2 separate regions of the Homo sapiens genome follow, and region 1 is linked to region 2. The links are chromatin loops, found by intact Hi-C in ENCODE. Cell type or tissue: CD4-positive, alpha-beta T cell. All regions are shown on one strand.

Evidence for each region. A loop is a pair of places that touch in the nucleus more often than their neighbours do. Peaks named below come from ENCODE experiments on the same cell type or tissue, not always from the same donor. Only the 100,000 strongest peaks of a DNase experiment are listed, where the experiment ranks them.
Region 1: it touches region 2 in a loop (4-fold over the local background); 9 of 110 quality-filtered maps call a loop at or near these places.

Annotation. Positions count from the first base shown.
Region 1 is chr2:112,119,698-112,124,697 of GRCh38, forward strand. No RefSeq gene overlaps it. Among named protein-coding and RNA genes, the nearest start is that of FBLN7, 16 kb to the right of the region's middle. In CD4-positive, alpha-beta T cell, CTCF peaks have their summits at 2,219 and 2,422; a DNase peak (open chromatin) is centred at 2,164.
Region 2 is chr2:112,187,663-112,192,662 of GRCh38, forward strand. FBLN7 (fibulin 7) reads left to right here. Exons shown (of 8, transcript NM_153214.3): 8 at 1-556. Among named protein-coding and RNA genes, the nearest start is that of FBLN7, 52 kb to the left of the region's middle. In CD4-positive, alpha-beta T cell, a CTCF peak has its summit at 2,591 (motif pointing right); DNase peaks (open chromatin) are centred at 309 and 609; H3K4me3 peaks cover 1,181 bases; H3K27ac peaks cover 3,252 bases.

The DNA.
Region 1 (5,000 bases), 68 kb before region 2:
ACAGAATAAAGTTTCTCCACAAAAGTGTTTATTATAATATTAAAGTAGAAATAAAATTAGAGACAAACAATATCATAGTTAAGTGAATTATGGTTTAACCAGCTACTTTATGAGATATTGTATAGCCATTAAATTATGAAGAATTTATAATAAAAATACTTATAAGAACTGTGATGCAGTGGCACATATGTGAATGCTTATCTATGTAAAAATAAGGTAGAGCAACTTACTCTCATGGTTCAGAAAAAATGCATTCTATCTTCCAACTTTTCTGTAAAGTTACAGAATTAAGTAATTACATAATTCTTAATTACATAAATAATTACATAATTAATTATTATTTTGAAATAAAGATAATTTAAAAAAAAAAAGGCCGGGCGTAGTGGCTCACGCCTGTAATCCCAGCACTTTGGGAGGCCAAGGTGGGTGGATCACAAGGTCAGGAGATCGAGACCATCCTGGCCAACATGGTGAAACCCTGTCTCTACTAAAAAAAAAATACAAAAAATTAGCCGGGCGTGGTGGCGGGCGCCTGTAGTCCCAGCTACTCGGGAGGCTGAGGCAGGAGAATGGCGTGAACCCGGGAGGCAGAGCTTGCAGTGAGCTGAGATTGGGCCACTGCACTCCAGCCTGGGCGACAGAGCGAGACTCCGTCTCAAAAAAAAAAAAAAAAAAAAAGTAGAGAAAGGATTGAGTGGAAAAGCACTGGGGTGGCATACATGGTTAGTGTTGAGGCTCAGCCAGGCTGTGGTCACAACTTGATTTTAGCCTTTCAGAAACTTAAGACAAAAAGTTTATTTCTTGCTCATGTGACAATTCTTCAGTAGGTATAGAGGTGGGAAGGGCCACCCTCCTCCACATGTCCCTCAGACACCCGGGGTTTATTTCCATCTTGCGGACCCACCATACCCTAGGGCCTAATTTTTACCCCTAATTTTCTAAGAAACATATTCAACATAAATATGTAAAAATAATAGTGCCTTGGCCAGGCGCAGTGGCTCACACCTGTAATCCCAGCACTTTGGGAGGCCGAGATGGGTGGGTCACGAGGTCAGGAGATCGATACCATTCTGGCTAACACAGTGAAACCGCATCTCTACTAAAGATAGAAAAAAATTAGCTGGGCATGGTGGCAGGCACCTGTAGTCCCAGCTACTCGGGAGGCTAAGGCAGGAGAATGGCGTGAATCTGGGAGGCGGAGCTTGCAGTGAGCCGAGATTGTGCCACTGCACTCCAGCCTGGGCGACAGAGCGAGACTCTCAATAATAATAATAATAATAATAATAATAATAATAATAATAGTGCCTTAGACTATGTATCAGAAAATCTAGAAAAGTGTGTCTTGGTTCACAGCTTAATCTTAATTAATTTAAAAAATCCATCTTGCTGTAAGTAGATGGGACATGGAGAATTTTCTTCATGGACATTCTCCCACCTTTGACATGTGAGGAGTGAGAGGGACAAGATGGATAGTCCCAGAGGGAAAGGAAGGGCTGTTGTCATAAGACTGATGACCATTTTGGCAGACTTGGGAGCACTTGCAGAGTGCCAGGCTTTGGTAACCACTGTATTCTCACAGTAGCCAATGAAGTATTAGTTCCCTTGGTTCATAGATTAGAAAACTGAGAGAGAGGTTAAATAATTTGATAGTTTACCATCCTGGCAGGTGGCAAGGCTGGTATAATACTGGTGGGAATCATCCTAGAAGGGTTGTCCTCGAAGTCCTGAGGAGAGAGGAGTTTCGGTTAACAAAGTGCTGTTTGCTTGTTAGAGAAGGTTAAGTAAGACAATGTATCTAAAGTGCCTGGTGCATAGCCTTCAGGAGGCAGCTAAGGTTAATGTGAAAGGTACAGCAATGATTGAGGGGTGACTGAGACTCAATTGAAACAAATGGCATATGAAATTCAAACACATTCCAGGATTGATTCACTTGTATTAAGATGAAGTTACCCAGAGCAAGTTTTATGCCCCTTAAGTGATAGGGAATGTACAGCTACATTAACAGAGGTGACCTGATATTTACATCTGGTCAGAGGCTGACCTGATTTATATCTGATTTCAGATGTAAATAATTTTGACAGTATTTCCTTAAAATCATTTTGAAAAAACAAGAAGCTGCAATGGAAGTTTATGCACAGGAAAAAATGTGAAAGCTATCCAGCAGGTGGTGCCAAAGTAATGTCTCTTGAAGAGTTCTAATCTTTTTTTCTTTTCTCTAATTCTTCCCTTTACAGATTTTATAAATTTACTTACCAAATGCCACTAAACAAATTTGGGGATGAAGAAAAAAACTTAAAAATAATTCACACAGCACTGCCCTGGAAAAACAGTTATTTTGGTATATTTTAAAACTTTAAAGCTGGAAAGAGCCTCTAAGATCATCTTACAAATGAGGAAATGGAGGACCAGGAAAGTGTCACTGGCTACAGTTCCCTCAGACCAGGGTTGAAGACTGCCTCCTAGTTTGTTTTTCTCACCTCTGGTCCTTATTGTCAGGGGGAAAGAGATGCCACAGAAGGGTTGGACTGGGCATCAAAACTTGAAATACATTTTATATACTTTGGTGACCACTTGCTACGTCATTTCATATGACTTCATTGTCTTTTCAGCTTCCAAATTCTTGTTTCTACATGGTCATAATTCCAGTTCTCTGTTTCTTCATTTGATAAGTGGAGATTTTCTTGGGGTTCAGTGGAGTCTGCTGGAAAGGCTTGTCTTTATTTGACCTGAGTCACAGCTTTCCCAGTGCTAAATGCCTCTTTCCAGGGGATACTTATTAAAAATATTCACAGGCATGTTTTTTAATGTCACAGCTGCCTAAAGCAAAAAATAACATTCAAAGCAAACAACAGACTGACCAAAAACCTTAAAAGGAAAGTCTAAAGAATGAGATGACCATAAGGCCTTTGAAAAACCTTCAACATACTTACAGGAATCTAAAAGGTCACATGCATGCATAGGGCTCTGCATGCTCAGCAAAGACCACAAACAAGAAGTGAAGGCTAAGGCAGAGTTAGTTGTAAACTGCCTGAATGAGTGCTGAAGGTGTGCCCCACCATACACACAAGCACCTCGGCAAAGACTGGGAGATTTACTGGTTCCGAGAGGTTAAGAAAGTCTCTGTCCAATAATTGTCTAACCATTACATAACTGAGTAGAGACTTCAGTGACCACATATCACAAAATATACAGACTTTACGGAATTAGTTTAGAGAACTCACTAAACAACTACTACAACAAGTAGTAACAACAGCAAACCATTGAAGGGGAAGGAACTGGTTTTCAGAGTTACCACATTATATTATTTAAAATGTCTAGTATTTACCAAAAAATTATGACATAAGCAAAGAAATGACAGTGTATCTCTCACAAGAAAAAAAAGAGCATCAAAACAAAATGTTCCTGAGAAAGACCAGATGTTTGACTTACTAGACAAAAACTGTAAGCTGTTTTGTAAGTATTCAATGAGCTAAAAAAGTATAAATGCAAAAGTATGAGAATGATGTTTGACCAAATAATGTCAATAGAGATAGCAATGATAAAAATGAACCAAATGAAAATTCTTATATTGAAAAGTACAATAACTGAGACAAAACATTTATTAGAGGGTGCTCAAGAGCAGATCTGAGCAGGTAGAAGAAAATCAGTGAATCTGAATATAGGTCAATTGAGATTATTCAGTGTGAGGAACAAAAAGAAGATAGAATGAAGAAAAATTAACAGAATCTCAGAGACCTGTGGAACAACCTCAAGCATACAGACACACACGGTGAGAGTACGAGAAGAAGAAGAGAGAGGAAGAAAAATACTTGAATAAATAGTGGTTGAAAACTTTTCAAACTTGACAAAAAACAGTCTACCTAAGCAGAAAGATTAGCAAACTCCAAATAAGATAAACTCAAAGAGATCTGTACTGAAACATCATAATCAAATGATGGAAAACCAGAACCAAAGATGGAGTTTTGAAAGAGAGAAGTGACTCATTGCCTAGTAAAAATCCTCTGTAACATTAACAACTAATTTTTCCCCCTCAGAAACTATGGTGGTAAGAAGGCAATGGGATGATATATTTAAAGTACTGAAAGAAAAACCGTCAGTCAAGAATTCTATATCCAAGCAAACTATCCATTCAACATGAATAGAAATACAGACAGTTGAGATAAAAACTGAATTTGTTGTTAGTAGTTTTGCCATGCAAGAAATACTAAAGTAGGCCAGGTGCGGTGGCTCACGTCTGTAATCCCAGTACTTTGGGAGGCTGAGGCGGGTAGATCACCTGAGGTCAGGAGTTCGAGACCAGCCTGGGCAACATGGTGAAACCCCGTCGCCACTACAAATACAAAAAGTAGCCAGGCGTGGTGGTGAGCAACTGTGATCCCAGCTACTCAGGAGGTTGAGGCAGAAGAATCGCTTGAACTGAGGAGGCAGAAGTTGCAATGAGCTGAGACAGTGCTATTGCACTCCAGCTGGCAACAAGAGCAAAACTCCATCTCAAAAACAAACAAACAAACAAAAAAAACAAAACTAAAGTAAGTACTTTGGGCTGAAATTAAAGAACACTAAACAGTAATTTGAATACATTTGAAGAAATAAAACAGTACCAGTAAAGATAACTAGCCAAATATAAAAGACAGTATAAATGTATTTTTGTTTGTAACTCTTTTTTTCTCCTAGTATATTTAAAAGAAACATGTATTATTGATAAATCTAAGTTGATGGGCATATAATGTGTAAAAATACAACTCGTGACAATAGCAGCATAAAGGAGAGGAGGAGAGAAGCCATACAGGAGCAAGTGTTTTGCATACTATTAAAATTGGTTTTACTCAGAACTAAAATCTTATAAATTAAGGTATTATTGGCCAGGTGCGGTGGCTCACGCCTGTAATCCCAGCACTTTGGGAGGCCGAGGTGGGTGGATCACGAGGTCAGGAGTTTGAGGCCAGCCTGACCAACATGGTGAAACCCCGTCTCTACTAAAAATACAAAAATTAGCCGGG
Region 2 (5,000 bases):
ATAGCACGGAAGAGCAGCCACAAAACTCAACTGCTGCCATCACTCTTTTTTTTTTTCTGCTTTGAGGCCCTTCCCTTAGATTATGCACTAACTTTCTTAAAACTTTTTCATCCAGGGGATGGGTGGCTTTCCAAAATGCTGTGCAAATGGCCTTGTGAGTTTGAACTAGCTGGGGAGAGAAAAGGTGGCAATGTGTGTCAGGTGACTATCAGCCCTTCTGCCTTTTTGTAGCCAGGCTTGCTATGAATGAAACGGTTCTAGTCGTGCGGGGGGCCCTAGTCATGCCTCTGCGCATGTGGCATAGGAAGTGGAGTCTCCTCCCATGACCCAGCACGTTGTTCTTATCTGCCTTTTCCTCTGTGACATGCCTGCCTGCCTGCCTTCTCATCAGAGAGTCACAGGAGGGCCTTAAACCCCACGCAGATCCTTCTAGACCAAGGACCCATTGTTAAAAGCATGGATTCTGCCTGAGTTACTTCCCTTTTGAGAAATCATATCTCAAATACATAACCTGGTAATATAACTGAAAAAATAAAAGTGATTGCTCCTTCCTGCCCGCCTGACTTCTACCTGAGCATGAGACAGCCCACTTCCTTCTAGGAGGGGGTGGCTGACTCTCTTCCTGTCTGGGTTGGATACACTGGAATAAATGAGTCAGAGAACACAGAGGTGATGTTTGGGACTGTTCCACATTATAAATTTGTTTTGACCACATGGGAGATTGGTAAGGACAATACCTGGCCGTGGAGAGTTTAGGAAAATGCTTGAGTTGTCATAGATTCCATGGCCTTTTGTTTCTGATGAATTCACTACAGGGTGACGCCCTCCAGGTGATCAAAGAGAGAAAACACTGGCCAGAGCTGAGTGGGGTGTGGTAGGATGGGGTATGGGGTAGGGTGGGGAAGATCATTCAAGCTAAAACTTAAGAGGTAGCGAAGCTGTAAGAAAGTTTCATTATCTAATTACATGTCAAGCTGCTGGTGAGATTTCCTCACACATATTTTATTTAAATCTTTGTATTTGCCCTGGTATGAGATGGAGCCAGAAGTGTGTCACTAGTTCAATGATCAAGCCCTACATCAAGATGGTTTCTAAGATGGTTTATTCTTGTACTGTTGTTTGGACAAAGGTTGAGACACAGTCAAGAGTTGCTTTTGAAATGTTTCTTCTCCCATGGGCTCAGCTGCGATCTCTAACAACAGAAAAAGGACATGCAAACTAAAGTTACAAGACTTCATTAAAACATTATCCACAGCCTTATGTTTCTAAATGTAGCTATGCTGGGCCAGAAGCCTGCACACCACCCAGTCCCATGTGCACAACACCAGGCGGAAGAGTCTAAGGGCCTGGCCAGGTTCCTGAATGGGAGATGTCACAGCTGTGGGCTAGGGACAGCCCACACATCACACACATCATATGTGAGATATGATGACATATGATGTGGGATATATGTGGGATATATTGAGATATGATGTGTTCAGGGGGACAAGCCTCTCACATGCCAGAAGGTGGGGAGTGTTTGGGGAGTCTCCAGAGCAGGTGCCCTCTAAACTGGTATATGATAGGGCTTTGATGCCAAACAGCCCAGTTTAAAGCAACAATTTCCATCACCAAGATCTGCCGTCATCAAACCTGCTTCCCACTGATGAAATCACGCACCCAGCCCCGGTGCCCACAGCACCAAAGTACAAATGGCTGACTGCTTAGGATGTGGATGATGGCTGTGGACAATGATGGCTGGGCACTTCTTGTGGATGATGTGGATGATGGGTCTTTTGTGGATAATGGCTGGGCACTTCTCCCTGTGGAGTGTCTTGTTCTCTATATGCTCTCTCCTCACTCTCCTCTATGGAATCAACTTTTCTTTTGTCCTTTCAGAGCTCCACTCTGTACTAAGAGTAACTACTGGTTAACCAGAATTCATTTGCACCCCTTTCCAGGTAATATAGTTTCATATTATTTGAGGGAGGGGCTTTAAGACTTTTTATCATGCAAAGTTGCAAACATATGCAAAAGTAGAAAGAATAGTATAATGAACCCCATGTCTGAATCAGTAGCTTCAACAATGAACACATGGCCAACTTGTTTCATCTGCTATCACCCCACCTCATGATGATTCCCAATCCTATCATTTCATCTATAAATATTTTAGAATGTATCTCTAAAAGACAACTTTTAAAAAAAGGATAACCAAAATGCCATTCACATCTAAAACATTAATTCCTTAATACCTTTAAATATTCAGCCATCGTTGACATTTCTCTGAGTGGCTTATATTTTTTTGTTTACTTGCAGTAGGTCTATGCACTGTGATTTATTGATATGCATTTTAAGCCTTTTTTTAATCTGTAGCAGTGGGTCTCACACTTCAGCATATATTGGAATAATCTGAAGGTTTGTTGGAAGACAAAATATAGGGTCATTTATATTGTAGAATTTTTCACAGTATGAGTTTTTCTGAGTGCATCTCTGTCTTCTCTATTTCTTATAAATCTAGAGAGTTAGTCAGATTCAAGTTAGATTTATTTAGGCAAGACTACTTTATTGGTGGTGACAGATGCTTCCAGTAGGAGGAGCAAAATATCTGGTTGCCTCTCTTTTCTGATGTTAGCCCCCGCAGATTGCACAGATCCATTACTTCTGTAGGGATTGCAATTAATATTCTAGTGCTATTGATTTTTTCTTTGTTTATTAGCTGACATACTTTATAAAGAGAAACACACTCTCATCAGTTATTTGGTTACCCTGAGATTTGGTTTGTATAAGAAAAGTAGGATTGATTCTTGGCTTTCCTCCCTTTATTTTTCAGTTTTCAAAATGAGATGGTTCACAGGCATCTTTCCAACATGCCCTGTGAGAGTTGTTTTCTTCTTTGAGTACATTATGAACTCATGGTTGAAACATATCTGATGTTATCATGTGTGTTATCATCTGTATTAATAGTAATTACAGCTACTGTCTTTGTTTTTGCTCAAATTGTTCTATCTTTGGTTCTTGGGAGCTGCTTCGAGGTGGCTGATTCCTTTTGACATGACCCTAGTAGTCTTTTTCATCCTGTATATTTTCTGCCCCTGCCCTGAAATCAGCTGTTTTCTCCCAGTAATCCCTGGTTCCTTCTAGTGGGGGATGGTAATTAGACATCAAGGTCTGAGTGCTCAGAGTGCTCATTGGTAGTGGTTACATCATAGTTTCTTGGCTTTAGTGGCTAGAGCTAGGAAATATGTATTATTAGTATTTTTTAAGATAAAACACTACATGAGTTCATGCTGATACTTCCAATTTAATTCAGGACTACTGTGGGTTTTTTGTTAGTTAGAGGGGAGAACTGGCATAGGGACAGGGTCTCTCTGTGTCACTCAGAGTAGACTGCAATGGTACAACCATAGCTCACTGCAACCTCAAATTCCTGGGCTCAAGCGATCCTTCCACCTCAGCCTCTGAGTAGCTGGGACTACAGGTCCATGCCATTATGCCCAGCAAATTTTTATTTTTTTGTAGTGTTTTCGTTTTATTTTATTTTATTTTATTTTTGAGACAGAGTCCAGCTCTGTTGCCCAGGCTGGAGTGCAGTGGTGCAATCTTGGCTCACTGCAACCTCCACCTCCTGGGTTCAAGTGATTCTCATGCCTCAGCCTCCTGAGTAGCTGGGATTACAGGCATGCACCACCACACCTAGCTAATTTTTGTATTTTCAGTAGAGACAGGGTTTTGCCACGTTGGCCAAGCTGGTCTCAAACTCCTGTCCTCAAGTGGTCTGCCCGCCTCGGCCTCCCAAAGTGCTGGGATTACAGGCATAGCCACCGCGCCTGGCCTTGTTTTCATTTTTAACATAGCTTCATTGATCCTCTATCTGCTCTCTTTCTCTCATTCTGAAAACCTCCTTCTAAACATCACCAAAATAACTACACATTAAAAAAAATTCTTATAAGAACAATGCCAACCTTAACACACAAATGTGATAACTAAAAACAGCTAAAATCATTTTTTTTCTTCAATTCTTTGTGTCCTCAGCATTTATGCGATTAGGGACAGACAGTCAACTTACTGTTGTAAAGTTACTTGGAATGGTTCCCCTCTCTGTGGCATGCTCCAAACTAGAATCAGGATTTACTGATTATACCTCCTTCATTTTCCTGAAATTTTTAGAGATTGCTTTTTAATTTTAACTTTGTTTTATAATTATGTAAACTATTTACATGGTTCCAAAGTCAAATCTACAGAACAAAATGTATTCAGAGTTTATCTTCTGACCGGTTCCCTCCACCCTATTTCCTGCTTCTCTTCTGCTGTAATCAAATTTCCCCTTTTATCCTTCCATTTAAGCAATATAAACAAATGATAAATGATAGCATGCTATTTCACACTTTCCTGGACCCTTCTATTTTGCTTAAAATATTGGCTGTCACTCCATAGAACCATATAGTATGTTTTCCATTGTAATGCTTCATTATGACAGCATACCATTGTTTATTCGACCAGTCACTCCTGATTGACATTTGGGTTGTTTCTAGCCCTTTGCTATTAAAAATATTGCAGCAATATGCATATGTCTTTTTGTATTTTTGCCTTTGTATCTTTAGGGCCAACTTTTCCTCTGTAAGAATTATGTTATTTTCCACCCCCAACAGCAATGTATGAACATTCTTGTTCCTGAATCAAAGAAGGCCCCAGTGACGCCTCCAGTTCTCACATCTGCCCCACCCACCAAACCCTCCTTTGGAAGGACAGAGAGGCCTGAGTGGAGGGGTATTCTACAGCTAGCCCACCTGCCTGACTTGGGTATCTGGGTATCAGTCAGCTGCCACCAGGAAGAGACAAGAGGCAAGCCAAATAGATCCTGGGCACTTGAGCAGTAGAAAGTTAGCTAGGATTCTGGATGGGTTTTAAAAATCACTTTTTAAGAATTATTATACCTACAACACTAGCAAACGAAAAGAAAAATAAGCCAACAATGAAATACCACTGCAGAGTCACAGTCAACTTGATGGGTTTGTTGGGAG